4 separate regions of the Homo sapiens genome follow, and all the other regions are linked to region 3. Evidence: read pairs that join two places in POLR2A ChIA-PET (ENCODE). Cell type or tissue: HepG2. All regions are shown on one strand. Each heading gives the region's core, and the rest is flanking DNA. Links, peaks and the distances in the headings are about the cores only. Region 1 overlaps PPP6R2 (protein phosphatase 6 regulatory subunit 2). Region 2 has its middle 19 kb from the start of ACR. Region 3 overlaps SHANK3 (SH3 and multiple ankyrin repeat domains 3). Region 4 overlaps MAPK8IP2 (mitogen-activated protein kinase 8 interacting protein 2).

Region 1 (7,719 bases), core at 2,187-6,186, 330 kb before region 3:
AGCCAGGCACAGTGGTTTGTGCTTGTAATTCCTGCTACTCAGCAGGCTGTGGCAGGAGGATCACTTGAGGGCTGTAATGTGCTGTGTGAACTGGGTGTCTGCACTAAGTTCGGCATCAGTATGGTGACCTCCCAGAAAAGGAAGACTGCCAGGTTGCCTAAGGAGGTGTGAACCAGCTGAGGTTGGAAATGGAGCACATCAGAAACTCCCATGCTGGTTAGTAGTGGGACTGGAGCTGTGAATAGCTACTGCTCTCCACCCTGGGCAGCATAGTGAGACCCCATCTCTTTAAAAAAGAAAAAAAAAAGAAAACTATCTTAAAATATCATTTTAACTGTCATGTTTGCTAGTTGAATTATGAAATCAAAGACAAATTTTATATTTAAGGGACAGATAATAAATGCTGTTCCATTGCTTTATTTTTAAAATTTTGTAATTGCTTTTTTTTGAGATGGGGTCAGTCTCTGGTCACCCAGGCTGGAGTGCAGTGGCATGATCTCAGCTCACTGCAACCTCTGCCTCCCAGGCTCCAGTGATCCCGCCTCAGCCTCCCGAGTAGCTGGGACTACAGGCATGCGCCACCACACCCGGCTAATTTTTGTATTTTTTGGTAGAAATGAGGTTTTTCCATGTCACCCAAGCTAGTCTTAAACTCTTGGACTCAAGTGATCTGCCGCCTTGGCCTCCCATTCTGTGGGGATTAAAGGTGTGAGCCACCGCACCCTGCCTCCTTTTCCTGTTGTCTGCCATTTTGATAAGTTAACTTTACCGAGGAAGAACTTAAAGCAAGATTTTTCCTCTTATTTTTCAGGTAAAGAGATTATAAATCTTCCACTGAATGAAAAAAATTTTCTTAAAGCTGCATATACTCCAAGAAAAAAACCACAAATGTTTTTCTGTTTTGCCTGAATACATGATTTAAACAAGAGATTTCCACAGAAGGTAAGATAAGTTTCTTTTTCAATTTGATTCTGTTTTATTGTGTAATTTATGTAAAAGTTCTGTACAGGTGGAAGTTCAAAGATGGGTCACAGCGAAAAACGTAGTTTAGAAGATATGCTGGCTGGGCACTGTGGCTCACACCTGTAATCTCAGCACTTTGGGAGGCCGAGGTGGGTGGATCATGAGATCAGGAGTTCGAGACCAGCCTGACCAACATGATGAAACCCGTCTCTACTGAAAATACAAAAATTAGCTGGGCATAGTGGTGTGTACCTGTAATCCCAGCTACTCAGGAGGCTGAGGCAGGAGAATCGCTTGAATCCAGGAGATGGAGGTTGCAGTGAGCCGAGATCGTGTCACTGTACTCCAGTCTGGGCGACAGAGCAAGACTCTGTTTCAAAACAAAACAAAACAAAACAAAAAAACAGATGTGCTCATGGTCTGTTGTCTTTTGGTGGTTTTTGATCCTCCTGTGTCTGGTTTTGAGATGCTCTGCATGTTTTTGAGCAAGTTGCTTGGTCTTTCCAAGCCCAAGTTTAATTCTTCTTTTTTTTTTGAGACGGAGTCTTGCTCTGTTGCCCAGGCTGGAGTGCAGTGGTGTGATCTCGGCTCACTGCAACCTCCACCTCCCGGGATCAAGCGATTCTTCTTCCTCAGCCTCCCAAGTAGCTGGGACTACAGGCACGCACCACCACACCTGGCTAATTTTTGTATTTGTAGTAGAGACGGGGTTTCACCATATTGACCAGGGTGGTCTCGAACTCCTGACCTTGTGATCCGCCCGCCTCGGCCTCCCAAAGTGCTGGGATAGCAGGCGTGAGCCACCGCGCCCTGTCCAAAGTTTAATTCTGACAAAACAGGAACAGTTTTGCACATATTTAATGAGGTATATGTTCCGTCTCACTTGCAGGGAACATGTGAGATACAGCATATACACTGTCACAGTTGCCATTCAAACCACACAGTTACGCAGAAAATGAAAAGGGGAGGGAAGGACCTCTGCTTCCAGCAATATAAGATACTCTTACGAGGCTCTTCCATTGCAGTTCAGTGAGATGCTGGATAAATTAGAATAAATATAATTTCTTTCTTTTTTTTTTTTTTTTTTTGAGACAGAGTCTTGCTCAGTCGCCCAGGCTGGAGTGCAGTGGCGCGATCTCGGCTCACTGCAAGCTCCACCTCCTGGGTTCATGCCATTCTCCTGCCTCAGCCTCCCGAGTAGCTGGGACTACAGGCACCCGCCAGCACGCCCGGCTAATTTTTTTTGTATTTGTAGTAGAGACGGCATTTCACCATGTTAGCCAGGATGGTCTCGATCTCCTGACCTCGTGATCCGCCCGCCTCGGCCTCCCAAAGTGCTGGGATTACAGGCGTGAGCCACCGCGCCCAGCCTAATTTCTTTATTCTTTATTTTTTTTCAAGACAAGGTCTCACTTTGTCACCCAGGCTGGAGTGCAGTGGTGTGATCATAGCTCACCACAACCATGTACACCTAGGCTGAAAGGAACCTCTCACTTAAGTCTCCTCAGTAGCTGGGACTATAGGAATGCACCACTACGGCTAATTTATTTATTTATATATTTTTATGTGTTTTTTTTTGTGAGACAGAGTCTTGCTCTGTTGCCCATGCTGGAGTGCAATGGCATGACCTTGACTCACTGCAACCTCCGCCTCCTGGGTTCAAGCGAATTTCCTGCGTCAGCCTCCCGAATAGCTGGGATTACAGGCACCAGCCACCATGCCTGGCTGATTTTTGTGTTTTTAGTAGTGACGGGGTTTCACCACGTTGGTCAGGCTGGTCTTGAATTCCTGACCTCAAGCAATCCACCCACCTCAGCCTCCCAAATTACTGGGATTATTATAGGCGTGAGCCACCGCACCCAGCCCACCATGGCTAATTTAAAAACAATTTTTTTAGAGATGGGGTCTCACTGTGTTGTCCAGACTGGTCTTGAACTCCTGGGCCGAAGTGATCCTCCTGCCTTGGCCTCCCAAAGTGCCGAGATTATAGGTGTGAGTTACCACGCTTGGCCAAATATAATTTCTGTGAGCACTCTGATGCGTTAAAAATTAAGATGACCCAGCTGGGCGGATGGATGGCTTGAGTCTGAAAGGTGGAGGTTGCAGCGAGACAAGATCGTGCCGCTGCCCTCCAGCCTGGGTGACAGAGCCAGACCCTGTCTCAAAAAAAAGAAACCCACCAAAATTCAACATATGGATTAAACAGATTAAACACAGATGCAGATGGAATTGGTAAAGTGAAACACAGTGAAAGACATTATCCAAAGTGCAGCCCTGAGAGATCAGTGATGGTAGTAAATATGTAGCTGGAATTCTAGAATGAAAAAATCAGGAATATTGAAGAGATGTATTATTCGAAGTATTAATAGCTTTGAACTTTCAGAAACTAATAAAAGACCTAAATCCATAGGTTTAGGAATCACAATATGTCCCAATCAATATTTTTAGAAAAAAACAAACCCAGCCAGGTGCAGTAGTTCACGCCTGTAATCCCAGCACTTTGGGAGGCCAAGGTGGGCGGATCATAAGGTCAGGAGATTGAGACCATCTTTGCTAATACGGTGAAACCCCGTGTCTACTAAAAATACAAAAATTAGCCGGGCGTGGTGGTGCGCGCCTGTATTCCCAGCTACTCAGGAGGCTGAGGCAGGAGAATTGCTTGAACGTGGGAGATGGATGTTGCAGTGAGCCAAGATCACGCTACTGCGCTCCAGCCTGGGCGAGAGCGAGACTCTGTCTCAAAAAAAAAAAAAAAAAAAAGAGAAAAAGAAAAAAACAAACCCACACCCATACACTGAAATCGTATAGCACCAAAGACAAAAAGAAGGTGTTAAGGTAAAGTTAAAAGATAGATTACCTAAAATGGAACATTAGCTAGGTTGACAACAGATGTCTCAGCAGCATGAATGGAAGCCAGTAGAGAGTAGAATAATTCCTCAAAGCGACGAGAGCATGTATGTTTTATTATAGAATCGTGTTATCAAATAAATTTTGCAAGAAAAATGGCAAGGTTTTATGTTTCTGAGAATGTTAGGCTAGGTTAGACTACCTTCTACTCCCCCACCCTCCACCCCAGAAAAACAGCCACAATTGTTAGATGAAAAAACATAAATAAAAGAACTGACAAAAAAGCAGGAAACTTTTGGATCAAAATCTAACTGAAAATAACGCAGAAAGGTAATTTAAACACCATAGAATGGGGTCTGCTTTTGTCCTGAGGGCATTTGCTCATGTGGACAAAGTGGGGCTTTGAGTTTAGAGGATTTGTGAAAAGAACAGTAGTTAAGCTCGATTCCTCTCAAGGTAAATAGCCTAAAGGAGACCCTCCCCACACCGATGGAACTCTGAAGGGCTCTATCCTCAAGGTGTGAGGGCAGACTAGAGGCACATGTGCCTCACACCGTTCCTTGCCCTCATCTGGTTGTCTTTTTACTAAATGTAGCACAAAAAGATGAAAAGGGAAAAAAACCTGTTCCTGAGAATTGTAGCTCTGTATTGGCCTTTGTGAGGATTTTTAGCCCAGTTACATTGCCTGGTAGTTCAGGGAAATCGGGCATGAATTTAATTCAAGGTGTTTCTAGCTTGTCATCTGACAGGAACAAAGATAAAACCTCTCTGGAAGAAGTTACCTTCATCCTAAGATACAAAGAATCCCTGCAGATTTTTTTTTTTTTTTTTTTTTTTTTTGAGATGGAGTCTTGCTTTGTATCCCAGGCTGAAGTGCAGTAGCACAATCTCGGTTCACTGCAACCTCTGCCTCCCAGGTTGAAGCGATTCTCCTACCTCAGCCTTGCAAGTAGCTGGGACTATAGGCGTGTGTCCGGCTAATTTTTGTATTTTTAGTAAGGACGGGGTTTCACTGTGTTGGCCAGGCTGGTCTTGAACTCCTGACCTCAGGTGATCCGCCTGCAGATATTTTTTAAAGACAGTGATTAATAGTACACAGACAAAAATGACTAAGCACACAAGCAAATAAGCCACTCTGAGTTAAAACCAGTACAGTTCAGGTGTGGTGGCTCATGCCTGTAACCCCAGCATATTGGGAGGCTGAGGCAGGAGGATGGCTTGAGTCCATGAGTTTGAGGCTGCTGTGAGCTATGATTGCACCGCTGCACTCCAGCCTGGGTGACAAAGTGAAACCTTGTCTCAAAAAAACCCCCAGAAAATGAAAACAGGAAAACCAGTAGAAACACTTCCTCAAAGACTTCAGGTATTGGAATTGTTAGAAACAGACTATAAAAAAAGTGTACTTTTTGTATGTGTGTGAGAAGGTCTTACTCTGTCGCCTAGGCTGGAGTTGGAGTACAGTGGCGTGATCTTGGCTCACTGCAACTTCCGCCTCCTGGGCTCAAGTGATCCTTCTGTCTCAGCCTTCTGAGTGGCTGGGACTACAGGCACACACCACCACACCTGGCTAATTCTTTGTATTTTTTGTAAAAACAGGTTTTTGCCGTGTTGCCCAGGCTGGTCTTGAATTCCTGGCTTTAAGCAATCTGCCCACCTCGGCCTCCTAAAGTACTGGAATTACAGGCGTGATCTAGCATGCTGGCTGAGTGTGCTTCTTATTTTTAAAGAAATAAATATTTGGCTGGGTGCAGTGGCTCACGCCTGTAATCCCAGCAGTTTGGGAGGCCGAGGCGGGCAGATCACAAGGTCAGGAGATGGAGACCATGGTGAAACCCCGTGTCTACTAAAAATACAAAAAATTAGCCGGGCGCGGTGGCAGGCGCCTGTAGTCCCAGCTACTCGGGAGGCTGAGACAGGAGAATGGCGTGAACCCAGGAGGCGGAGCTTGCAGTGAGCCAAGATCACACCACTGCCCTCCAGCCTGGGCAACAGAGCGAGACTCCGTCTCAAAAAAATAAAAAATAAAAAGAAATAAATATTTAACAACATAAAAATATTTGTAAGAAACAGTAAAAGGTGATATAGAATATTTGAAAAAGGACCATGTAGAACTTCTAGAAATAAAGAATAAAATATTCAGTATCACAAATTCAGGCCAGGTGAGGTGGCTCATGCTTGTAATCCCAGTACTTTGGGAGGTAGAGGTAGGGAGATCACTTGAGCCCAGAAGTTCAAGACCAGCCTGGGCAACATGGTGAAAACCTGTCTCTACAAAGAATTTTTAAAATTAGCCAGGCGTGGTGGTGCACACCTGTAGTCCCAGCTACTTGGGAGGCTGAGGTGGGAAGATCACTCGAGCCCAGGAGGTCAAGCCATCATTGTGCAAGTGCACTGCAGCCTGGGTGACAGAACAAGACCCTCTCTCAATAATAATAATAATAATTCAGTGTGTACAGGTTTAATAACAAAATATATACAGTGAAGTGAAAATCAGTGAACCAGAAAACAGGTCAGAAGGAATTACCCAGAATGAAGCACAGAGAAAATGATGGGAAACATAGGCCAGAACATGGGACATCGAGGGCAAATGTCTAATGGATGTTTACTTAATGTTCTGTAAAGAGAAAAGAGAGAATGAGGCAGATTTATTATTAGAAAAGATAAAGACTAAAATTTCTCAGAATTGGTGAAAGAAGTCTACAGATTTAGGCCAGGCGCGGTGGCTGACGCCTGTAATCCCAGTACTTTGGGAGGCTGAGGCGGGAGGATCACAAGGTCAAGAGTTCCAGACCAGCCTGGCCAGCATGGTGAAACCCTGTCTCTACTAAAAACACAAAAAGTAGCTCAGCGTGGTGGCACGCACCTGTAATCCCAGCTACTCACGAGGCTGAGGTAGGAGAATTGCTTGACCCCAGAAGGCGGAGGTTGCAGTGAGCTGAGCTTGAGCGCTCCAGCCTGGGTGACAGAGCAAGACTCCGTCTCAAAATAAAAGAAGTCTACAGATTTGAGAAGACAAATGAATGGTAAGCAGGATAAATAAAAATAAAATTTATAGCTAGCCAAAGGAGAGTAAAACTACAAAGCACCAAAGAGTGTTCTTAAAATAAACGAAAAACACAGATCAACTTTATCTGAGCAGCAGTAAGAATGATGGCTGACTTCTTAAGTGCCACAATGGAAACCAGAAGCCAGTGGAGTAATATTTTCATTGTGCTGAAAGTAAAACAATTCCTGACTTCTAACTTTATATCAGGAAAAATTATCTTTCAAAAAAATTATCTGCTGTAGGCTGGGTGCGGTGGGTCACCCTGTAATCCCAGCACTTTGGGAGGCTGAGGCAGGTGGATCACCTGAGGTGGGGAGTTCGAGACCAGCCTGACCAGCGTGGAGAAACCCCATCTCTACTAAAAATACAAAATTAGCCAGACGTGGTGGTGCATGCCTGTAATCCCAGCTACTTGGGAGGCTGAGGCAGGAGAACTGCTTGAACCTGGGAGGTGGAGGTTGTGGTGAGCTGAGATGGCGCCATTGCACTCCAGCCTGGGCAACAAGAGCAAAACTCTGAAAAAAAAAAATTATCTACTGTAGTTGAATGTTTATGTCCCTCCAGAATTCATATTGAAACTTAATCCCCAATGCAATAGTTTTAAGAGGTGGGGCTTACCAGCCTGAGCAACATGGTGAAACCCCATCTCTACAAAAAAAAAAAAAATTAGCTGGGCCTGGTGGGGCATGCCTGTAGACCCACCTACTTGGGTGGCTGAGGCAGGAGGATCACTCGAGCCCAGGAGATTGAGACTGCAGTGAGCCATGATTGCACTGCTGCACTCCTGCCTGAGCAACAGAATTAAACCCTGTCCCAATTAAAAAAAAAAAAAAAAAGGTGAGGCCTAGAATATGATGAGGCCG
Region 2 (7,719 bases), core at 1,840-5,839, 56 kb after region 3:
TTTTTGTGTCTCTATTTCCTTCAGTTCTGCTCTGATTTTAGTTATTTCTTGCCTTCTGCTAGCTTTTGAATGTGTTTGCTCTTGCTTTTCTAGTTCTTTTAATTGTGATGTTAGGGTGTCAATTTTGGATCTTTCCTGCTTTCTCTTGTGGGCATTTAGTGCTATAAATTTCCCTCCACACTGCTTTGAATGTGTCCCAGAGATTCTGGTATGTTGTGTCTTTGTTCTCGTTGGTTTCAAAGAACATCTTTATTTCTGCCTTCATTTCGTTATGTACCCAGTAGTCATTCAGGAGCAGGTTGTTCAGTTTCCATGTAGTTGAGCGATTTTGAGTGGGTTTCTTAGTCCTGAGTTCTAGTTTGATTGCACTGTGGTCTGAGAGACAGTTTGTTATAATTTCTGTTCTTTTACATTTGCTGAGGAGTGCTTTACTTCCAACTATGTGGTCAATTTTGGAATAGGTGTGGTGTGGTGCTGAAAAAAATGTATATTCTATTGATTTGAGGTGGAGAGTTCTGTAGATGTCTATTAGGTCTGCTTGGTGCAGAGCTGAGTTCAATTCCTGGGTATCCTTGTTAATTTTCTCTCTTATTGATCTGTCTAATGTTGACAGTGGGGTGTTAAAGTCTCCCATGATTATTGTGTGGGAGTCTAAGTCTCTTTGTAGTCACTAAGGACTTGCTTTATGAATCTGGGTGCTCCTGTATTGGGTGCATATATATTTAGGATAGTTAGCTCTTCTTGTTAAATTGATCCCTTTACCATTATGTAATGGGCCTTCTTTGCCTCTTTTGATCTTTGTTGGTTTAAAGTCTGTTTTATCAGGGACTAGGATTGCAACCCCTGCCTTTTTTTATTTTCCATTTGCTTGGTAGATCTTCCTCCATCCCTTTATTTTGAGCCTATGTGTGTCTCTGCACATGAGATGGGTTTCCTGAATACAGCACACTGATGGGCCTTGACTCTTTATCCAATTTGCCAGTCTGTGTCTTTTAATTGGAGCATTTAGCCCATTTACACTTAAAGTTAATATTGTTATGTGTGTATTTGGTCCTGTCATTATGATGTTAGCTGGTTATTTTGCTTGTTAGTTGCTGCAGTTTCTTCCTAGCCTTGATGGTCTTTACATTTTGGCATGTTTTTGCAGTGGCTGGTACTGGTTTTTCCTTTCCATGTTTAGTGCTTCCTTCAGGATCTCTTTTAGCACAGGCCTGGTGGTGACAAAATCTCTCAGCATTGGCTTGTCTGTAAAGTATTTTATTTCTCCTTCACTTATGAAGCTTAGTTTGGCTGGATATGAAATTCTGGGTTGAAAATTCTTTTCTTTTTCTTTTTTTGGTAGCACAGTGAGTGGAGTTTATTTTTATAATTTGTAGAAAATTGACATTTAGATTTCAAAACTTATATTACAAAATTATCAGCAGCAGTCTTAAGCATTTCAACCATGCTGATAGATTCCACTTTGCTAACACAAACAAGGCTATTATACTATGTTTGAAAAGCAAGACTTGTTCCAAGACGGCCTATTATTATACATCTGCCTCACTGCTCAGGACCCGTTTGTGACTGTGTCTTCTTCCATCTCTTCTTCACCATCATCAGTGGGCCCCAATCTGCGTTCTCTGCCAGGGATCTGACCAGACTGCAGCAACCCCTTCAGCCTCTCCACTTCAGCCAGAGTTGAAGCATTTGCTATAGCATTCTTGATTGCTTCTACATCCCCTGGAGATGGCCCACCTTTCTTTTTGTCAGTTGGCAAACCAGCACCTGGATTAAAAGTTTTGCTTCTCCTGGCAATATCCTTTGCAAGCTGTGCACCCCGTTTGCCCTTGAACATTTTCTCTGCTTCCTGACGCTCTTTAGTTTCACTTTCTGGAAATCCAGTACTCTGATTTGCGGAACTTTATAAATCACATACAATCTGTAATGCTTCTTATTGGTTACTGGATTTCTTAGGATACTTAGGTAAGTCAGCGATTTGAGAGATGCCAGAGGGTCCAGATCACCCAGTTCCACGAGCCTATTATTGGTGAGAATGAGTTCTGTCAGACAGGGCAGAGCCTGATCAAGTCCCTCACCTATACGGCATATTCTGTTTTGTTCACTAACAACGTTTTCAGTCTTCTCAACAAAGGAAAACCATCCAGTTTCCTGATCTCATTGTCAGAAAAATCAATAGCATCAAACTGGTCTAACGTAGCACCTAGATTTTCAATGACGGGAATTTTATACCCCCGGAGGTCCAGCTCCCGGTCGCGCACCGCGCTGGTGTACTGCGCCGCCTGCTCGATCAGCTCCGCCGTCAGCTTGACCATCCTGCGGCCTCCCGTTCCCCCGCGCTGTGGAAAGCTGAAAATTCTTTTAAGAATGTTGAATATTGGCCCCCACTCTCTTCTGGCTTGTAGAGTTTCTGACGAGAGATCCGCTGTTAGTCTGATGGGCTTCCCTTTGTGGGGAACCCGACCTTTCTCTCTGGCTGCCCTTAACATTTTTTCCTTCATTTCCACTTTGGTGATTCTGACAATTATGTGTCTTGGAGTTGCTCTTCTCGAGGAGTATCTTTGTGGCGTTCTCTGTATTTCCTGAATCTGAATGTTGGCCTGCCTTGCTAGATTGGGGAAGTTCTCCTGGATAATATCCTGCAGAGTGTTTTCCAACTTGGTTCCATTCTCCCCGTCACTTTCAGGTACACCAATCAGATGTAGATTTGGTCTTTTCACATAGTCCCATATTTCTTGAAGGCTTTGTTCGTTTCTTTTTATTCTTTTTTCTCTAAACTTCCCTTCTCGCTTCATTTCATTCATTTCATTTTCCATCACTGATACCCTTTCTTCCAGTTGATCGCATCGGCTCCTGAGGCTTCTGCATTCTTCACGTAGTTCTCGAGCCTTGGCTTTCAGCTCCATCAGCTCCTTTAAGGACTTCTCTGCGTTGGTTATTCTAGTTATCCATTTGTCTAATTTTTTTTCACAGTTTTAAACTTCTTTGCTATTGGTTTGAATTTCCTCCTGTAGCTTGGAGTAGTTTGATCATCTGAAGCCTTCTTCTCTCAGCTCGTCAAAGTCATTCTCTGTCCAGCTTTGTTCCATTGCTGGTGAGGAGCTGCGTTCCTTTGGAGGAGGAGAGGCGCTCTGCTTTTTAGAGTTTCCAGTTTTTCTGCTCTGTTTTTTCCCCATCTTTGTGGTTTTATCTACTTTTGGTCTTTGATGATGGTGATGTACAGATGGGTTTTCGGTGTGGATGTCCTTTCTGTTTGTTAGTTTCCTTCTAACACACAGGACCCTCAGCTGCAGGTCTGTTGGAGTTTGCTAGAGGTCCACTCCAGACTCTGTTTGCCTGGGTATCCACAGCGGTGTTTGCAGAACAGTGGTTTTTCATGAACCGCGAATGCTGCTGTCTGATCGTTCCTCTGGAAGTTTTGTCTCAGAGGAGTACCCGGCCGTGTGAAGTGTCAGTCTGCCCCTACTGGGGGGTGCCTCCCAGTTAGGCTGCTCAGGGGTCAGGGGTCAGTGACACACTTGAGGAGGCAGTCTGCCGGTTCTCAGATCTCCAGCTGCGTGCTGGGAGAACCACTGCTCTCTTCGAAGCTGTCAGACAGGGACATTTAAGTCTGCAGAGGTTACTGCTGTCTTTTTGTCTGTCTGTGCCCTGCCCCCAGAGGTGGAGCCTACAGAGGCAGGCAGGCCTCCTTGAGCTGTGGTGGGCTCCACCCAGTTCGAGCTTCCCGGCTGCTTTGTTTACCTAATCAAGCCTGGGCAATGGCGGGCGCCCCTCCCCCAGCCTCGCTGCCGCCTTGCAGTTTGATCTCAGACTGCTGTGCTAGCAATCAGCGAGACTCCGTGGGCGTAGGACCCTCCGAGCCACATGCAGGATATAATCTCCCGGTGTGCCGTTTTTTAAGCCCGTTGGAAAAGCGCAGTATTAGGGTGGGAGTGACCCGATTTTCCAGGTGCCGTCTGTCGCCCCTTTCTTTGACTCGGAAAGGGAACTCCCTGACCCCTTGCGCTTCCCGAGTGAGGCAATGCCTCGCCCTGCTTCAGCTCGTGCACGGTGCGCTGCACCCACTGTCCTGCGCCCCCTGTCTGGCACTCCCTAGTGAGATGAACCCTCAGATGGAAATGCAGAAATCACCCGTCTTCTGCGTCGCTCACGCTGGGAGCTGTAGACCGGAGCTGTTCCTATTGGGCCATCTTGGCTCCACCACCCTGGTCAGTCTTTTTAATTTTAGTCATTCTGATAGGTGTGTGATAATATTTCATTGTGGTTTTAATTTGCATTTGCTTAATGACTGGTGATGTGAAGCATATTTCATGTGCTCATTGTCATCCATATATCTTCTTTGGGGAAGTGTCTGTTCAAATCTTTTGCCTATTTAAAAACTTCTGTTGTCATCTTTTTATAGAGTTTTGAGAGTTCTTTTTACGTGCTGAATGTAAGTTCTTTGTCAGCTGTATGCATTGTAAATGTCTTCTCCAAGTCAGAGCTTGCTTTTTAATTCTCTAAACGGTGTCTTTTGGAGCTCAGCAGTTTTAAACTTTGAGGGAGTACAACTAATCACTGTATTCTTTATTGTTACATATTATTTGGTATATCTATTCATTTATTTAGGACTTCCTCAGTTGTCTCAGCAATGTTTTATAGTTTTGAGTGTGCAGGTTTTTCACATATGTTGTCAGAATTATTTATTTATTTATTTATCAGAATTATTTATAAGTATTTCATATTCTGATACTCAATTGTTGATTCCTAGTATACAGAAATACAATTGATTTTTGTGTGGTTATCATGTATCTTGAAATCATGGATCATGCTTTTGGTGTATGGTCTAAGAGATTTTTGCTTAACCCAAGGTCACAAAAATGTTCTTTTATGTTTTATTCTAGAAATGTTAGAATTTTAGGTTTTTCACTTAGGTTTATGATCCATTTTGAGTTAATTTTTGTATTTGGTATGAACTTGGATTGAAATTTTTTTTTTTTTTTTCCTGAGACATAGTTTCACTCTTGTTGCCCAGGCTGGAGTGCAGTGGCATGATCTCAGCTCACTGCAACCTCTGCCTCCCAGGTTCAAGTGATTCTCCTGCCTCAACCTCCTGAGTAGCTGTGATTACAGGCACTCACTACCACGCCTGGCTAATTTTTTTGTATTTTTAGTAGAGATGGGGTTTCACCATGTTGGCCAGGCTGGTCTTGAAATCCTGACCTCAGGTGATCTGCCCATCTCAGCCTCCCAGAGTGCTGAGGATTATAGGCATGAGCCATCGTGCCCGGCTGAAAATTCTTTGGTATATGATGTCCAATTGCTCCAGCACTATATGTTGAAAAGATTCTCCTTTTTCCATTGAAATGCCTTTGTACCTCTGAAGAAAATCAGTCGTTCATATATGTCTGGCTCTGCTTTTGAGCTATTTTGTTCCTTTCATGTATTTGTTTATCTTGACACCAGTACCACACCATCTTACTGCAAATGGGTTTATAATAAGTCTGGAAATCAGGTAGTATACATCTTCCAACATCTGTGTTTTCTTAAAGCTGTTTTGACGGGTTTAGGTCCTTTGTATTTCCATATGAATTTTAGCATGAGTCTGTTGATTTCTACAATAAAAATTCTGGCCGGGCGCGGTGGCTCACGCCTGTAATCCCAGCACTTTGGGAGGCCGAGGTGGGCGGATCATGAGGTCAGGAGATCGAGACCATCCTGGCTAACAAGGTGAAACCCCATCTCTACTAAAAATACAAAAATTAGCCGGACATGGTGGTGCATGCCTGTAATCACAGCTACTCAGGAGGCTGAGGCAGGAGAATGGCGTGAACCCAGGAGGCAGAGCTTGCAGTGAGCCAAGATTGTGCCACTGCACTCCAGCCTGGACAACAGAGCGAGATTCCGTCTCAAAAAAAAAAAAAAATTCTGCTGAGATTCAGCAATCCCATTACTGGGTATACATGTAAAGGAATATAGATTTCAACAGGAAATCAGTATGTTAAAGAAATATTTGCATTCCTTTGTTCATTGCAGCACTGTTAACAATAGCCAAGATATGGTATCAACCTAAGCATCCATCAACAAGATGAATGGATCAAGAAACTGTGATATATATACACAGTGGAATACTACATAGCCATCAAAAGGAGATTTTATTATTTGTGAAAATGTGGATGAACTGGAGGACATTAGGTGAAATAAGCCAGATACGGAAAGATACATGATGCATGATGTCACTTATATGTGGAATGTAGTAAAGTCTAAGTCATAGAAACAGAGTAAAATGGTGGTTTCCAGAGGCTGGGGGGTGGGAAGATTGGGAGACTTTGGTCAAAGGACACAAAATTTCAGTTATTCAGGAGCAGTAAGTTCAAGACATGTATTACACATCATGGTGACTATAGTTAATAACAATGTATTGTACACATAAAAATTGCCAAGAGAGTGGATTTTAAGTGTTTTTACTATAAAGAAAATGAAATGATAATTATGTGAGATAATGTTAAATAGCTTGATTTAGCCATTCCACAATGTATACATATATCAAAACATCATGTCGTATATCAGAAATATATACAATTTTTGCTTGCCAATTGAAAGAATTAACTTAAAAGAATCTGCTGATGTTTTCATTGTGATTGTGTTGAATTTGCAGATCAATTTGGGAAGACATGACACCCTAACAATACTGCGTCCTCTGAGTCATGAGCTCAGGGTATCTATTCATTTATTTAGGGTACTGCGTCCTCTGAGTCATGAGCTCAGGGTATCTATTCATTTATTTAGGGTACTGCGTCCTCTGAGTCATGAGCTCAGGGTATCTATTCATTTATTTAGGGTACTGCGTCCTCTGAGTCATGAGCTCAGGGTATCTATTCATTTATTTAGGGTACTGTGTCCTCTGAATCATGAACTCAGTGTATCTATTCATTTATTTAGGGTACTACATCCTCTGAGTCATGAGCTCAGGGTATCTATTCATTTGTTTAGGGTACTGTGTCCTCTGAATCATGAACTCAGTGTATCTATTCATTTATTTAGGGTACTGTGTCCTCTGAGTCATGAGCTCAGGGTATCTATTCATTTATTTACGGTACTGCGTCCTCTGAGTCGTGAGCTCAGGGTATCTATTCATTTATTTACGGTACTGCGTCCTCTGAGTCATGAGCTCAGGGTATCTATTCATTTATTTAGGGCTGCTTCAATTTCTCTCAGCAATGTTTTGTAATTTTGAGTGTGCAGGTTTTTCACATATTTTGTCAGAATTATTTCTAAATATTTCATATTCTGATATTCAATTGTTGACTGCCAGTATACAGAAATACAATTGATTTTTGTGTGGTTCCCATGTATCTTGAAACCATGCCAAGTTCATTTGTTAATTCTGGTGCTCTGTTTGTAGCTGCCACTGGATTTCAACATAGACAATCAAGTCTTCTGTGAATAAAGACAGTGTTATTTCTTTCTTTCTTTATTTTTGAGATGGAGTCTCGCTCTGTCTTCCAGGCTGGCGTGCAGTGGCACAATCTTGGCTCACTGCAACTTCTGCCTCCCAGGTTCAAGTGATTCTCCTACCTCAGTCTCACGAGTAGTTGGGACTACAGGCATGTGCCAGCACGCCTGGCTAATTTTTGTATTTTTAGTAGAGATGGGGTTTCACCATGTTGGCCAGGCTGGTCTCGAACTCCTGACCTCGGGTGAACCACCCAACTCGGCCTCCCAAAGTGCTGGGGTTAC
Region 3 (7,719 bases), core at 2,273-6,272:
TCTGCAGCTCTCGGGAGGGGCTGAGGAAGTTCGGTGCCCCGAGGAGAGAAGTCACCCCCTGGGGGAGGCGAGGCTGGGCCCTGCACCGCGCGGGTCGCTGCGCCCTCTGTCGGTTGAGCCGGACCGGGACCCGACCCCCATCAGCCCCCCAGTATCACACGGGGCACGGCGGGGGAGTTTGGGCTGAGAGCCCGTCACTTAACAGCTGGCCCAGGGGTCAGGATGTTAGAGTAGTTCAGGTGTTGGCAACTGCGTGACGGACAGCCCACAGGAGGGGAAGGAGAGGTGCCCCGTGTGACTAGAGCGTAGCAAACTGCCAAGCCCGAGGGAGCCTGGCTCTTGGAAAAGCGGGTGGCTCTGGCCTGCCTGGGTACTAGGGAGCCACTGCAGGCTTCTGAGCAGAGCCCCAGTGGAGGAGTGAGAGCTCAGGCTCTACCCCAGTCTGGGAGTGGTCTGGGGAAGGTGGGCATCACGCAGTGGGCGTGGGCAGGGGCCGGTGTCCAGGACGAGGGGACCCAGGCCTAGAGGGGGACTGGGCACCCAGCGATCCGGGCCCTGGACCTGGAGGGGTGGGGGGGGCGCCCCTCCCTCCCGTTCACCGGCTCCAGGCGGCTTTGCTGGTGCCCGAAGCCCCCGCCCCATCCCCCGCTCCCACTAGGCTGCCCTGACCACCGTCCCGCGTCCGCGTCCGAACTCCCCCTCCCGGGGGTCGGCGGCGAGGGGAGGGCGGGAGGGAGGGCGCGAGGGCCGCCACCACCGCCCGCAGAGGGAGGAGCCCGGCCGTGGAGGAGGCGGGGCGCGGGGCGGCCGCGGCATGGAGCGAGCCTGGCGCGCCCAGGAGCTGTATTCGAATTCGAGCTCGGTTCCCCGCGCCCCCTGCGCCCCCCGCACCGCCGCCCCGGGGCCCGAAGCGGAAACTTTACAGCGCCGTCCCCGGCCGCAAGTTCATCGCCGTGAAGGCGCACAGCCCGCAGGGTGAAGGCGAGATCCCGCTGCACCGCGGCGAGGCCGTGAAGGGTGAGGGGCGCGGGGGGGCGCGGGGGGGCGGGCCCGGCGCGGGGAGGGGGCGGCGCCGCGCGCGGTGCTGGCCGGGCCGGGGCAGTGGCTCTGGGGTCTCCTCTGCCGGGGCGGCCCTGGGCCCTTGTGGGATCCCTGGTGTCACGGTGAAGGGCTCTGCCTGGGGAAGGTTCCTGCCGTGCGGGTCCCTCCGGTGCTCTGTCGTTCCGGGCTCCCTGTGTCACCACGGAGGCTCCTCTCTCGCCACGGGCGTTTCTGTGTCCCCGGGGGTCTCTGCCTGAAGGACCCTGTCCCATTACAGAGCTTCCTTGCATTGCGGGGTTCCCGTGGCACTTCTGCAGCTTCTCCATTGGAGGCCCCTGCGATGTGGGGGACCCTTGCCGTCGTGGGGTGTCTGTGACCGTCATGTGGGTGTTTGTGTTATGCAGGCTTCTGTCACCGGGGCTTCCTGTGTTCTGGGGGGATCGCGTGCCATGACAAACCCCTCTCATTCTGGGGGTCTCGGGGCCATCACTGGGCTCCTAGCCTCAGGGCCGGCTGAGGTGGAAACAGCCCAGCTGGTGCATCACGTGGCCTCACCCACTGGCCACAGCACGATGACCCCGAGCTCTCGGCAGTGACCCCTGGGTGGGTGACAGAGCCAGGATGGGGGTCGGTTGAAGGGGCTGGGGGAGCATGGTCAGCTGGGGGTGGGGGCAGCAGCAGGAGTGTGGCCCCTGCCCCTGCCTGCGCCCCTCCCCGAGTGTGTCCATCTGTGTGTCTCTCTGTCCCCCACATGCCCACCCTGTGCCGAGCCCATCTGTTCCTTTCTCTCTTCTGCGTGGATCCCAAAATCTTCCCAGGGAAAAAGCTGGGAGAAAGTGGGAAGGGAAGGAGGGAAAGGGCAGGGGGTGGGTGGGCAGAACCTGCTCCTGAGGTGGGGTAGGCGCCCAGCTCTGCTCCCCACTGACGGCCTGTCTGGCTTCTTCCTCCAGTGCTCAGCATTGGGGAGGGCGGTTTCTGGGAGGGAACCGTGAAAGGCCGCACGGGCTGGTTCCCGGCCGACTGCGTGGAGGAAGTGCAGATGAGGCAGCATGACACACGGCCTGGTGAGTGACCCCACGGCTCCCCGGGCAGCTCCCAAGGGGACCACCCCTTCCAGTTTCCCTTTGTTCTCTCTTGGTGCTAAATCCACATGGATATTCATAGAGAAAAGACTAGAGGTAAACTCAAACAAACACTCAAAGTAGATGCAAACTTGTGTACATGACACAGACACGTGTGCACACACTCTGCATATACTTGGGAACATGCGTGTATGTAACCTGACGCTTCACGTGCAGTGGAGACACATAGGACGTGTGTGACGGGGCCTCTGTCTGTGTGATCCCACATTGACTCCCAGTGACTTGCACCCCACCAGCACAGTCCTTCAGAAACACCAGGTGTGTGGAACGCATGATTCCTGCGTAGCTGGCAGACATGTAAGGAGGTCAGTGTGAGAAAAGAGGCGTTTTTCCAAAGTGGACAGATTGTCCAAGTGGGCAGAGCAGGCAGGCCCGGAGCAGCCAAGAGGAAATGAGGCCAGTTGGGCCTGGAGGTGCCCTGGTGAGTGCCCTGGGGCAGGGATGGTCTGAGGGCAGCAGGTGAGGCTGGGCTGGTCCTCAGCCTGCAGGGAGGATGTGAAGGTGAAGGCTGCAGCTCCTGGGTTGGTGAGTGGCTGCTGTCCAGCCCTGCTGACCATCTGGTCCTTTGGGGGCCCCCGGGCTGGAGCTGGGTGCGTGTCTTGGGGGTGCCCTTGCAAGGAACCCTCAGGGGTCCCGGGAGGCCCCCAGATCCATGCATGTGCTTCTGTCCTGGAGAGCTGGTGGGCCAAGCAAACCTCTCCTGAGTGATGGTCACTGGGGGCCATCGGTGGTGTGTCTGGATCAAGGGTGCATGCACCCTCCCTCTGCATGTGAAGGGCTCAGGCCTGGGGTTACTGTGTCCCCATCTCTGTGTCCCCACCTCTGAGAGTTTCCCAGCGACTCCACCCCTGTACGGCCTGGACCCCTGCCCTGTGCTGAGCTCAGCAGAGGCCCAGGGAGGCAGGAGCTTCGCCACTGACCTTTTCCTGGGCCGGTGCCCTTTCCTCCTTCCTTGGCCTTGTTCTGCCTTGCTCTGACTGGTGGCTTAGAGTGTGGAAGGGACTTGGCCCCCTGTTCTCAGCCCGCGGAGGGTGGATAGGGCAGGGTCCAGATGGGAAATGGTTTCAGAGATTTGGGCCCTGGTTCAGACAGTATGGGAGAGGGGAGGGGAAGGAGAGGTAGGGGGATCCACACCTGTGGCGGGAGCGGGTCTTGAGCTCCCCCACGTGGTGGTGAGGAAGGTTCTGGTTTGAGGACTGTGTGGAGTGAGGGGCATTTGGACCTACGTCTGAAGCTGACGGGGAGGGAGGGGGGTTTAGGCTGGAGTCAGAATTGGAGAGCAGCAAATGTTTTTTAGGTGTTTGTCATGTGCTGGGCCCTGTGCTGGGAGCCGGGATCACGGAGGCTCAGCTGGAAGCCTTGTGGGAGCAGTGGCTGTGACGGGGGCCGTGTGAGCGTGGGAGCTCCCTGGGCTGGCCTGAAGGAGTCAGAGAGGGCCTCAAAACAGAGGCATTGTCTGAGCTGAGTCCTCTAGGTGGTCAGCGGCTGGGGCTGAGGGGACAGCCGTGTGTGCAGGGTCCGTGTGGCGCTCTACAGCTGTGTGTCAGCACGGCCTGCTCTGAGTGCCTGGCACAGTTTTAGCACTTCTACACGTATAAGTCGTTGACTCATCCCAGCAGTCCCAAGAGGTGGGGCCACTTGTTGTTATTCCATTTCTAGGGGGTCACATGGCCCTGAGGGGCAAAGTCTTGTTTGCAACACAGGCAGCAAGTTCTATGTGAGTGAAACGCCTGCATGGGGTGAGGGGCGAGGCTGGTGTGGGGACCACGGGGTGGTCAGGTGGCATGGAGTCAAGTGACAGTGTGGCATCATGGCGGAGGGAACCCAGCCGCAGTGTCTGATTGTGCAGGTTGTGTAGGATCAAAGCCCGGGCTGGGCAGAGCAGAGCAATGGAGAGGAGGGTTCAGGTCTGGGCTCCAGCCAGCAGCCATGGTGTGTGTGACCTGGGGAGTGAGTGTCAGAGGTCCCGGGGTAGACGGGAGTATTTCATGAGTGGGCAGCGGGAGAGGGACCTGCGGAGGCTGCCTGCGAAGGGCAGGGAGTGGGAGCAGTGACAGTGCCCTCTGACCTTGGCTGCAGGCCCTGCTGGCCACACTGCGCAGAGCCTCTGCTCTGGGATCCCGGGGCCGAGTTCTGCCAGAGGCCAGAGTGCAGCCCAGGAACAGGAACCTGCTTCCAACAGGCCCAGATCTGCTCCCCCCACCCCCCAAAAAAATCCATTTCCGGGACTGGAGTGGGGACAGAAAAGGACTTAAAGGTTAGGGAGGGGACATAGTCCCTGTGCGTGCAGGGGCTGGTGCCCAGAGCCGGTGCCTGCTGTGGGATCGGGAGGCGAGTCCTGGTCACTTACCCAGCAGAGAGCAGTCTCCCACGGCACCTCCTGGCAGGCAGAGGGTGGAGCTGTGAGGGAGGGAATGGAGAAGCGAGGTCAGGTGTGTTCTGGAGGCCCAGCAGGAGCAGGCCCTGTGCCTTCCCTCCCCTCCCTCCTTCCCTTTCTTTGCAGTAAGGTCAGCACTTGGGTGGGTAGTAGGAGATGGCTGTGTTGGGCATTTTCTCTTCAGCTGGCTTTTATGTGTCTTATTAACAAAACTGGAAAAATGAGTTTGTGTTATGTAATCCATACAATTTGTTTGGTTGACAACATCTGAAAACAGGAGGCTGGTCAAGTGCAAGTGTGGCGGGTTCTTCAGCAGGCAGCACCATGACACTTCCGTGCCTCTGTCGACGTGGAGAAGGGTGTGATGGAGGAAAGGAGGGGTCTGATGCCCCACCTGAGTGGTGATGAGGCTTGGCCTGAGCTGGCCTTAGGTTCAGCGGGATGAGGGGTGCAGGTGTGGTTGGGGAATGCCAGGATAAGATATAGGTCATCAGAACCAAGGGGATCCTCCAAGTTGGATTTCTCTATTCTATATGGGCGGGCTTAGAGGGGGCTGTTGACTTACTGAGAGTCACACAACGTAGTAGCTGGGACCTGGAATCCAGCCCGATACTTTTTTGATATCTGTGCCTTCTGATAGAAATAGGCACTCTTTCCTCTTTCCGTCCGGCCACTGCTCCACCTATGTTTACAGCCATCTATCCTTTGACTCACCCACCCATCCCACCATCATCTTCTTAACCGTTGACTCACCAGCCAACCCAATCCACCACCCCTCCCTTCCTCCATCCATCCACCTCTCCACCTACCTGTCTACACACCCAGTCCATCCATCCATCTACCCATGTATCTGTCTGCTCTTTGACCTATCTACCCATGGCCCTCTCCTTCCCTCCCTCCATCCACTGGTCCAGTGCCTTTCAATCCACCCTTCTGTCCGTCTATCTCAGATGCACCTGTCCACCATTTACTCTCCTAGTCAGCATCCCTTCTGTCCGTCTATCTCAGATGCACCTGTCCACCATTTACTCTCCTAGTCAGCATGCAGAATGCCTGTGACGTGCCAGGTGCTGTGCTGGGTGCTAGGATCACAGAGATAAAGAACATGTGGCCCTTACCCTCAAGGAGCTCACAATTAGTGGGGGAAACAGGTCATCGAAAGCTGCAGGTTATCTTTCTGATCTCATTTCCTGCCACTCTCTCTAGCTCCCTCTGCTCCAGCTGCACAGGCTCTGAACTCTCTCAAATGCTGCAGGCTGATGCCTGCCGTGGGCTTCCCCTGACCACCCCCGCTCCTGGGAAGCCCTTTGCCCACATATCCACAGGCTGCTCCCCATCCTCAGCCTCTGCTCAGCCCTCCCGTGGGGGTGAGGCCTTTGCGTGCCTTTCTCTGCCCTCCCTGATCTGCTCGCTGGTCTCCTGAGCACTTGCCAGCATTCGCATGCTATGTCTTTATCCTCTGTTTATCCTGTCTCCCAGAACAGATTATAAACCCCACGAGTGCAGAGACTTTGTTCTCTTCTCTGCTGTATTTGCAGAGCTGGTACACAGTAGGAGCTCAATAAATACTTGCTGAAGGAAAACATGGATCTTGAGAAATGCTACCAAGAGAGGAAATGAGGAAGGTGCTGAGGGATGAAAGCGAGGCAGTGGTGGTGCTGCCTGTGGGGCCTTTGCGGTCCTGGAGAGTGGAGCTGCGGGGCTGGGAAGGCTGGTGGGTGGGGCTCGCAGGCAGCTGGAGGAGCTCGTGGGAGCAGAGAGGTCATGGCTGGAGGTGTGGCTCGAACCTTCAGGTCAGTGAGGGTGGAGTGGTGGGCAGACAGCTGGCTAGCTTGGTGCTGGCCATGTGGGACTTGAGATCAAGAGGACAGTTGGGGACCAAGCTCTGTGGGATGCATCGAGGTCAGGGCAGGGGACCCAGCCCACACACCTAGATCCCCTGCCCCACTCACAGTTAGTCTGAAGCAAGGGACCCCATGAGGTTGAGCATCAAGGAGCTATTGTGAAGAAGTTGGTGAAGACAGAACGCTGCTTCCATGCCAGCGCCTATAGGCACATAGCACGGCATTTGTACATGAGTGTGGGTAATGCAGATTCAGATGTGCACACACACATGCATGAACACACCTCACACGCACATGACGGCAGGTCACACAGACACATGAGCACGGCACTTGCACACAGTGGGCTCATATAGAGACACGTGCATGAGCACAGCATCTACACATGACCACGGATCTCTCACACACACACGTATGTGCACACCCCCCTCTTTGCTCGCAGCCTTGGGGCTCACTTACGCTCTGTGGACGGCTCTGGCCTTGTTTGGACTCCTGGTTCAGCAGCTACTTAGGAAAGAGATGAGCTGCTGCCCCCTCTTGGGCCCTGACCCACGGAGGTCAGAATTCCCTACATCATCCCCTCAGCCTTCTTACCTCTGGACCCAGGACTCCAGGATTTGGGGCCCCCTACTTCCATCTGGACACAACCAGGCCAAGGGGGTGTGTGTGGGCAGAGACTGGTGACCAGCATGGGTGAGGGCAGTTGAGGCAGGCCAGCTGGAGGCCACGACTGTCCATCAGCTCCCGATACTCCCTTCAGAAACGCGGGAGGACCGGACGAAGCGGCTCTTTCGGCACTACACAGTGGGCTCCTACGACAGCCTCACCTCACACAGGTACGTGCAGGGACCCTGGCTGGCGGGAGCATGCATGTGGGACGTGGGGCAGGACCTGCAGTGTAGAGGGAGGCCAGGTATGAAGAGGTCAGAGGAGGGCAAGGGAATGTGCCTGGCCGACCTCTCTTCTGCTGCCCGGCCTGTCAGTCCCGGGGTGACTGCAGGGTGGACTGTGGCCGGCCAACCTCGAGGCAGGGCTTACCTCACTCCTCCCTGCTTTCCTTCATCAGCGATTATGTCATTGATGACAAAGTGGCTGTCCTGCAGAAACGGGACCACGAGGGCTTTGGTTTTGTGCTCCGGGGAGCCAAAGGTAATGGGGAGTGGGTGCCCGGGGGTCAGGCAGGCAGGGGCTGCACACCGCTCAGGGATGTCTTCAGCTTCTTGCTTCTGCCCCCAACTCTGCTCTGCCCCACACTCCCTCCCTGCCTTGCCCCTGCGGCTCCCGCTTTTGGCCCCGGCTTTCCTGGTTCCTCTGCTCG
Region 4 (7,719 bases), core at 1,433-5,432, 87 kb before region 3:
GGGGGTGACATGGCCATGCCTGGGTGGGGGGTTATGGATGGCTGCAGAGGGAGGAAGGAGGGAGAGCTCAGAGGCTCTGTGGAAGGCAGTTTGGGGGTTGAGGACCGGCCCTGAGTGGCTGGTGGAGGACCGTCTTTCCCCAGCCGCGCCTTCCTGGAGTACTACCAAGAGCACCTGGCGTACGCCTGCCCCACGGAGGACATCTACCTGGAGTAGCCTGCCCACCGCTCTGTCTCCTGGCCGTCTGCTCCAGGCGCAGCTGGGGCTGAGGATGTCTCAAGAGGCCACCATGGCTTTGGCAAGGACTGGATTGGGGGGACATGGGACCTTACGCTTGTGGGGGTCTGCGGGCTGGGAACTCTCGTCCTCGGTCCCCAGGGCGCAGCTGTTGGGGCTGCGGGGGAGTGGAGCCCCCGTGCCCCTGCTTTTCCTCAGATCCGTTCTTTCTCTGTGTTGTCCTCCTCCTTCCCTTCCCAGTCTCCCTTTTCTCTCTCCTGGTGTCTCTGCCCCTCTCTGTGCCTGCAAACCTTATCCTCTATTCTTCACTTTGGGGTCAGAACTTCGGGGGTGTGGAGGAGGTGCGGCTCTAGGGACAGGTAATGTCGGCTTCCAAGTGATGCCCTCCTGCCACTCCCCTGCGATTTATAAGGGAATTTTAATTTTTATAGTGAATCTCAAGGGATCATCCCATCCTTGACCACAGGGACAAGAGGGGCCCCCTCGCCCCAGCCCCACCCCACATGGAGCTCAGGGGGAAGCAGGGAGGGGTTCCCAAAAGAGCCCTGCGGAGGCTAGGAGTGGTTCTTGATGCTCACCTGAAGCCCCTAGACGCTGCTAGGAGGGGGGGCCCTCCTGGGCCCCCAATACCCCTCCGCTTGCCGCTGCTAGCGCACCCCTGCAGTCCAGCGTGCATCCACCCCACGCACGCCCCGTGCTGTGTTCCTGGGCCCTGCCCATGGCCTCAATAAACTCTCTGCTTGGTGTGACATTGGCTGTTTCTAGAGGGTGCTAAGACATGGGGCCAGGTGCCCAGGGGCTGCCCATTGTGGTAGGGACAGAGTCCCCAGTGGCGGGAGTGTTGTGGCAATCTCACCCTTTTAGCTCTTTCCGAAATTGTGCCGGGGGTCCCTGCGGTGCTGCTCTGGGGCCTTATCTGAGGTGCCGTATCTAGAAGCACCCTTGGGAATTCTCCCTAGATACACTCGATTGGCCACAGAGGAATCCGAGGCTGTGCAATGGGGTGTCCTTTCCACGTGCACGGACTGGGGGCCAGCACGGCTCAGGTCAGTGTGTAGTGGGGGCATGAACTCCTTGAAGAACAATCTGGCCGGGCACGGTGGCTCACGCTTGTAATCCCAACACTTTGGGAGGCCGAGCCGGGGCGTATCACCTGAGGTCAGGAGTTTGAGACCAGCTTGGCCAACATGGTGAAACCCCATCTCCACAAAAAATACAAAAATTAGCTAGGTGTCCTGGCGCACACCTGTAATCCCAGCTACTCAGGAGGCTAAGGCATGAGAATCGCTTGAACCTGGGAGGCGGAGGTTGCAGTGAGCCAAGATTGCACCACTGCACTCCAGCCTGGGCGACAGAGGGAGACTCCGTCTCAGAAAAAGGAAAAGAAAAACAATCTACTTAGATCTTAAAATGGATATTTAAAAAATTCTCCAGAGAAAGCCAGAAGAAAATAGGTGACTTTTTCACTATGTGCTTAGGTGACTGCAGATGCCCGGCAATGTTCCCTCCCAGGCCCTCCTGGGTGAGCCCGCCTCCCAGGCAGGGGTCAGCATGGCCGGGGTCCCTCTGTCTGAGCCCAGGATTCGTGCAACACCAGGAAGACAACAGTTGAAGGTTCCTTAGTGAGCTAAGGGAAGTATACACAAACTTACTACATAAACATTAGAAAGTGCTGTCCGTAAAAAACACGTCTTCACAGAGCCAACAAGCAGAGAAATAGCTGCCCAGTGTTAGGAAGTGCATCATGATCCAGAGGTTCAGCCCGTGTGCAGCGCACAGACCTGAGGCCCCAGAGAGACCGAGGACGCAGACCAGTGGCACGACGGAAACGCAGAACGTTTATGAGAAAACTTTCCTACTAATTGAGATAAAGCTGTAAAGAGGCAGATAGCCCCACTGGGTGTGTACGTTTGAAACTTGTGCCCCCTGGGCTAGGGCATTCGGGGTGTGGCCCTCAGTCCCCTGTAGCTGCTGCCTGGAAACCGCTGCCACCCACCCACCTCCTCCCTCTGCTCTTCCACTCAGGTGAGAATTCTCCAAGCCCTGCCCTCCGGCGCCCCCGTCCCGCCCCTGCCCGGCCTGGCCCCGCCCCTGCCCGGCCCCGCCCCCCAACGTGTCTTCAGGTCTCTTTCCCTCCAGCCGGCCCTTAGGACGGCTGTTGGACGTGCTCGTGAGTCCTTCGCCTGTCTGCCTTCCACCTCTCTGCAGCTCCTTCTCCAATCTCATGGTCTTCTTGAGCTTGGCCGCCCTCCACGCCCCATGCTGGGCTTGGTCGGTTCTGGGGTCTACCTCTCTGGCTTCATCCCTCCCACAGTTTCGAGGGTTTCCCTGTGCTCAGGCCCCTGGCAGCCGCCCCCTGTGCAGACCACTGGGCAGATCCAGCTGACCTCCAGGGGCACTTCCTCGGCTCATCACTGGGCCGGTGCTCTGCAGAATGAGCTGTGAGAGCCACTGTGGCTGGCCAGAGGGTGCCACTCACAGTCACTTCAGACTCACAGGAGCCTTCGTCCCGACCCCTGCATTCATCTGTGTTCTGTTTTATGTTTTTTCCCAGTCACCTGAGCTGCAGGCCTTGGTCACCCCAGACTCCTCCCTCCTGTCACCCTTATCCTCACCCCAGCACCTTTACGTCTGCCCCAGGCTCCATTTCCCCCTCTTCTGCCTGGATCAAACCACCCTGACTTTCCTGGGTCTTCGTGCAACAGCCTGCTCCGGCCGCTGCCTCACTGCACCTGCAAATCCACTTGCACCCACACCCAGGCCAGGGTTTTTAAACAGAAGCCTCAGCAGATCCCTCTCTCTGGCCAGCTCCCTGTTGAACCAGGAAGCAGGTCCCTGTTGAACCTCAGCATGACCCGCCCCCACCCCTGCATCCCACTTCTGCTCTGGGAGCCTCTGGGTTCCTGGGCGCACCTGCTGCCCTTCCCTGTTTGTCACTGGGTGACCTCCCGTCCTTGTGGGCGCTCCCGGGCCCTGGTCTCGGGCCTTCTGAGGACTTGCTCTCCTGGTAGCGGCTGCTGACTGTGAGCCCAGAGAGCAGGCGTGGCTGTTGACCTTAGGTCCTCCCAGAACCTGGCGGATCGCCTGGCTCCCAGGCAGGAGGCGCTGCATGACGCCTCCAACTTCCGCCAATCTAGCCCAAGGATGGCGTTCTAAATAAAACGCGTTCTACAGAAAAGTGTTTATTGCATTCTTCTTTGAAATAATGTAAGCATAAAAGTAATCTGAATATTGACCAATAGGGTTAATTGATTAAGGTATATTTACCTAATTGAAATATTGGGTAGATGTGAAAAAAAGTTCCAATGTTTGTAATTACACAGAAAATTTCTGTTATGCTATTAAGTGGAAATAAATTTCTGGGCACAGCAGCTCATGCTACTGTGTAATCTTAGCAATTTGGGAGGCCAAGGTGGGCAGATCCCTTGAGTCTGGGAGTTCGAGACCAGCCTGAGCAACAAAGCGAAACCTCTATCTCTACAAAAAAAAAAAAAAAAAAATACAAAAATTATCTAGGTGTGGTGGCACACACCTGTAGTCCCAGTTACTTGGGTGGGTAAGGGAGGAGGATAGCTTGAGCCTAGGAGGTTGAGGCTGCAGTGAGCCATGATCATGCCACCACACTCTGGCTGGAAAGAGCAAGACCCTGTAACCACAATGAAAGAAAAGAAGAGAGAGAGAGAGAGAGAAAGAGAGAGAGAGAGAGAGAGAGAGATGAAAGAAAGAAAGAGAAAGAAAGAAAATAGGCAGGGTCATATGTAGCATTCTAGAAACTATATGTTGAAAAATGCTGAAACACAAAAAATGTTAAAAGTCATTTTTGGCCGGGCGCAGTGGCTCATGCCTGTAATCCCAACACTTTGGGAGGCTGAGGCAGGCGGATCATGAGGTCAGGAGATCGAGACCATCCTGGCTAACACGGTCAAACCCCATCTCTACTAAAAATACAAAAAATTAGCCGGGTGTGGTGGCAGGCGCTTGTAGTTCCAGCTACTCGGGAGGCTGAGGCAGGAGAATGGCATGAACCTGGGAGGCGGAGCTTGCAGTGAGCCAAGATCGCGCCACTGCACTCCAGCCTGGGAGACAGAGCAAGACTCCGTCTCAAAAAAAAAAAAAAAAAAAAAAAAAAAAAAAAAAAAAACCACCTCATTTTTGCTGAAGTTGAGCTGAGGGTGTTTCTCTTCCTTTTTTTCCTGCAGCAAATATGTCTTAATTTTTTGAAGTATTATTTGCTACTTATTAGAGACCTCCAAGTGCAAATGGAAATATCCACAGAAAAACTAAAGATAAAAAAGTTAAGATAAATTAATCAAACTCAAACAAAAAAGTTATTTTGGCTACAATAAAAATACCACCCCATAAGGTTATCATAAGGCTTAAATGAATCTGCCAGTCAGACAGGCCAAGGGTAGTGCTTGAGTAAGTTATTATTTTTATAAACACTATAAAAGTAGGATTTCCCTATTTTTAAAAATATTACTTTCCCTGGCTGGGCGTGATGGCTTGCACCTGTAATCCCAGCACTTTGGGAGGACGAGGCGGGTGGATCACCAGGTCAGGAGATCGAGACCATCCTGGCTAACACGGTGAAACCCCGTCTCTACTAAAAATACAAAAACAAAATTCGCTGGGCATAGTGGTGGGCACCTGTGGTCCCGGCTACTCGGGAAGCTGAGGCAGGAGAGTGGCGTGAACCCGGGAGGCGGAGCTTGCAGTGAGTGGAGACCGCACCACTGCACTCCAGCCTGGGAGACAGAGTGAGACTCTGTCTAAAAGAAAAAAAAAAAAATTACGTTCCCTATAAAGAGTAACACATATCATAGACATTTTGGAGACTGCAGATGATAGAAGAAAGGCTAAAATCAACTGTATTTTTATGGCCCAGAGATAACTGTTTCTAATATTTTGGTGTATTTTTTCCAGTCTCCCTTCTACTTGAGGGTTGAAGGCAGAGGGAGGTTAGGGGAATCAAGAAGAATTTAAGGCAAAAGATAAAAGCAAAATAGCAGAGGTCGCTGCAGGCATACCTTGGAGATTTTGCAGGTTTGGTTCTAGACCACCACACTAAGATTGCAACAACGTGAGCCACACAAATTTTCTGTTTTCCAGCGTATATAAAAGTTATGTTGGCCAGGAATGGTGGCTCATGCCTGTAATCTCAGCACTTTGGGAGGCCAACGCAAGCAGATCGCTTGAGCCCAGGAGTTTAAGACTAGCAGGGACAACATAAAAAAACCCGGTCTGTATATATATTGTATACCTGTATATTTTATAGATATACACGTATGTAGTATATAGATATACATGTATATAATATATATAAATACATGCATATTTTATATATATATATATATATTAGCTGGGTGTGGTGGCATGTGCCTGTAGCCCCAGCTATTCAGGAAGCTGAGGTGAGAGAATTGCTTGAGCTTGGGAGGTTGAGGCTGCAGTGAGCTGTAATTACACCACTGCACTCCAGTGTGGATGACAGAGTGAGAACTTGTCTCAAAAAAAAAAAAAAAGTTATGTTTCCACTATACTGTAGTCTATTGAATGTGCAATAGCTTTTAAAGTATATACCTTAATTTGAAAATACCTTATTGAGCCTGGGCACGATGACTCACAACTGTAATCCCAGCGCTTTGGGAGGCCGAGGTGGGTGGATCACCTGAAGTCAGGAGTTTGAGACCAGCCTGGCCAACATGGTGAAACCCCATCTCTACTAAAAATACAAAAAAAAAAAAAAATAGCCAGATGTGGTGGCAGGCGCCTGTAATCCCAGCTACTTGGGAGGCTGAGGCAGGAGAATTGCTTGAACCCGGGAGACAGAGGTTGCAGTGAGCCGAGATTGCGCCATTGCACCCCAGCCTGGGCAAAAAGAGCAAAACTCCATCTCAAAAGAAATAAAATAAAATAGGGCCGGGCTTGGTGGCTCATGCCTGTGATCCCAGCACTTTGGGAAGCCAAGGCGGGGGGATCACGAGGTCAGGAGATTGAGACCATCCTGGCCAACATGATGAAGCTCCATCTGTACTAAAAATATAAAAAATTAGCCAGGCGTGGCCAGGCTCAGTGGCTCACACCTGTAATCCCAGCACTTTGGGAGGCTGAGGCAGGCGGATCATGAGGTCAGGAGATTGAGACCATCCTGGCCAACATGATGAAGCTCCATCTGTACTAAAAATATAAAAAATTAGCCAGGCGTGGCCAGGCTCAGTGGCTCACACCTGTAATCCCAGCACTTTGGGAGGCTGAGGCAGGCGGATCATGAGGTCAGGAGATCGAGACCATCCTGGCTAACACGGTCAAACCCCGTCTCTACTAAAAATACAAAAAATGAGCCGGGCCTGGTGGCGGGCACCTGTAGTCCCAGCTACTTGGGGAGCCGAGATCACGCCACTGCACTCCAGTCTGGGTGACAGAGCAAGACTCCGTCTTAAAAAAAAAAAAATTAGCCAGGCGTGGTGGCACGCACCTGTAGTCCCACCTACTCTGGAGGCTAAGGCAGGAGAATCGCTTGAACCCGGGAGGCGGAGGCTGCAGTGAGCCAAGATCATGCCACTGCACTCCAGCCTGGGCATCAGAGCGAGACTCTGTTTTGAAAAAAAAAGAAAACACCTTATTGCTAAAAAAATGCCAGTGATCATCTCCACCTTCAGTGAGTCATAATCTTTCTGCCGGTAGAAGGTACTGCGTCAGTGTTGATGGCTGTTGACTGATCGGGGTGGTCGTTGCTGAAGGTTGGAGCAGCTGTGGCAATTTATTAAGACAATGAAGTTTGCCACACTGACTCTTTCATGAAATATTTCTCTATAGCATGTGACACTGTTTGATAGCATTTTATTCATAGTAGAACTTCTTTCAAAATTGAAGTCAACCCTCTCAAACACTGCTGCTGCTTTATCAACTAAGTTTATGTAATATTCTTTTTTTTTTTTTTTAAGAGACAGGGTCTTGTTCTGTCACTTAGGCTGGAGTGCAGTGGTACAATAATGGCTCACTGCAGCCTCGATATCCTGGGTTCAAGTGATCCTCCCACCTTAGCCTCCCGGGTAGCCAGGACCTAAAGCAAGTGCCACGGTGCCTAGCCAACGTTTTTTTGGAGAGATGAGGTCTCACTATGTTGTCCAGGCAGGTCTCAAATTCCTGGTCTCAAGCGATCCTCCCACTTCAGCCTCCCAAAGTGTTGGGATTACAGGCCTGAGCTACTACACTCGGTCCTGTGCAATATTCTAATCCCTTGTTGTCATTTCAACAATGTCCGTAGCATCTTCACCAAGAGTAGATTCTATCTCAAGAAACCACTTTCAGCCAGGCACGGTGGCTCATGCCTGTAATCCCAGCAATTTGGGAGGCCAAGGCAGGAGAATCACTTGAGCCCAGGAGTTCAAGACCAGCCTGTGCAACATGGTGAGACCCCCATCTCTACCTAAATAAATAAATAAATAAATAAACAAGAAAATTTAAAAAAAACTTTCTTTGTCC

What was found. Peaks named below come from ENCODE experiments on the same cell type or tissue, not always from the same donor. Only the 100,000 strongest peaks of a DNase experiment are listed, where the experiment ranks them.
Region 1: POLR2A ChIA-PET joins it to region 3 with 6 read pairs; 2 of 35 experiments call an interaction of 5 or more read pairs at or near these places.
Region 2: POLR2A ChIA-PET joins it to region 3 with 7 read pairs; 4 of 35 experiments call an interaction of 5 or more read pairs at or near these places.
Region 4: POLR2A ChIA-PET joins it to region 3 with 5 read pairs; 4 of 35 experiments call an interaction of 5 or more read pairs at or near these places.

The regions. Positions count from the first base shown.
Region 1 is chr22:50,371,209-50,378,927 of GRCh38, forward strand. It overlaps PPP6R2 (protein phosphatase 6 regulatory subunit 2), which reads left to right. Exons shown (of 24, transcript NM_001242898.2): 2 at 812-942. It also overlaps the pseudogene RN7SL500P. Among named protein-coding and RNA genes, the nearest start is that of PPP6R2, 32 kb to the left of the region's middle. In HepG2, for the core only: no CTCF peak of the experiment used is centred there; no DNase peak of the experiment used is centred there.
Region 2 is chr22:50,753,119-50,760,837 of GRCh38, forward strand. It overlaps the pseudogene SNRPA1P2 and the pseudogene RPL23AP82. Among named protein-coding and RNA genes, the nearest start is that of ACR, 19 kb to the left of the region's middle. In HepG2, for the core only: a CTCF peak has its summit at 4,090; a DNase peak (open chromatin) is centred at 4,103; H3K4me3 peaks cover 996 bases.
Region 3 is chr22:50,696,699-50,704,417 of GRCh38, forward strand. It overlaps SHANK3 (SH3 and multiple ankyrin repeat domains 3), which reads left to right. Exons shown (of 25, transcript NM_001372044.2): 13 at 859-863; 14 at 866-1,017; 15 at 1,992-2,105; 16 at 7,162-7,237; 17 at 7,468-7,550. Among named protein-coding and RNA genes, the nearest start is that of SHANK3, 28 kb to the left of the region's middle. RefSeq lists enhancers at 6,878-7,719, 7,607-7,719. In HepG2, for the core only: a CTCF peak has its summit at 3,336 (motif pointing left); DNase peaks (open chromatin) are centred at 3,343 and 3,863; H3K4me3 peaks cover 1,421 bases.
Region 4 is chr22:50,610,564-50,618,282 of GRCh38, forward strand. It overlaps MAPK8IP2 (mitogen-activated protein kinase 8 interacting protein 2), which reads left to right. Exons shown (of 12, transcript NM_012324.6): 12 at 144-3,415. The coding sequence ends at 216. Among named protein-coding and RNA genes, the nearest start is that of MAPK8IP2, 14 kb to the left of the region's middle. In HepG2, for the core only: a CTCF peak has its summit at 3,332; a DNase peak (open chromatin) is centred at 3,288; H3K4me3 peaks cover 543 bases.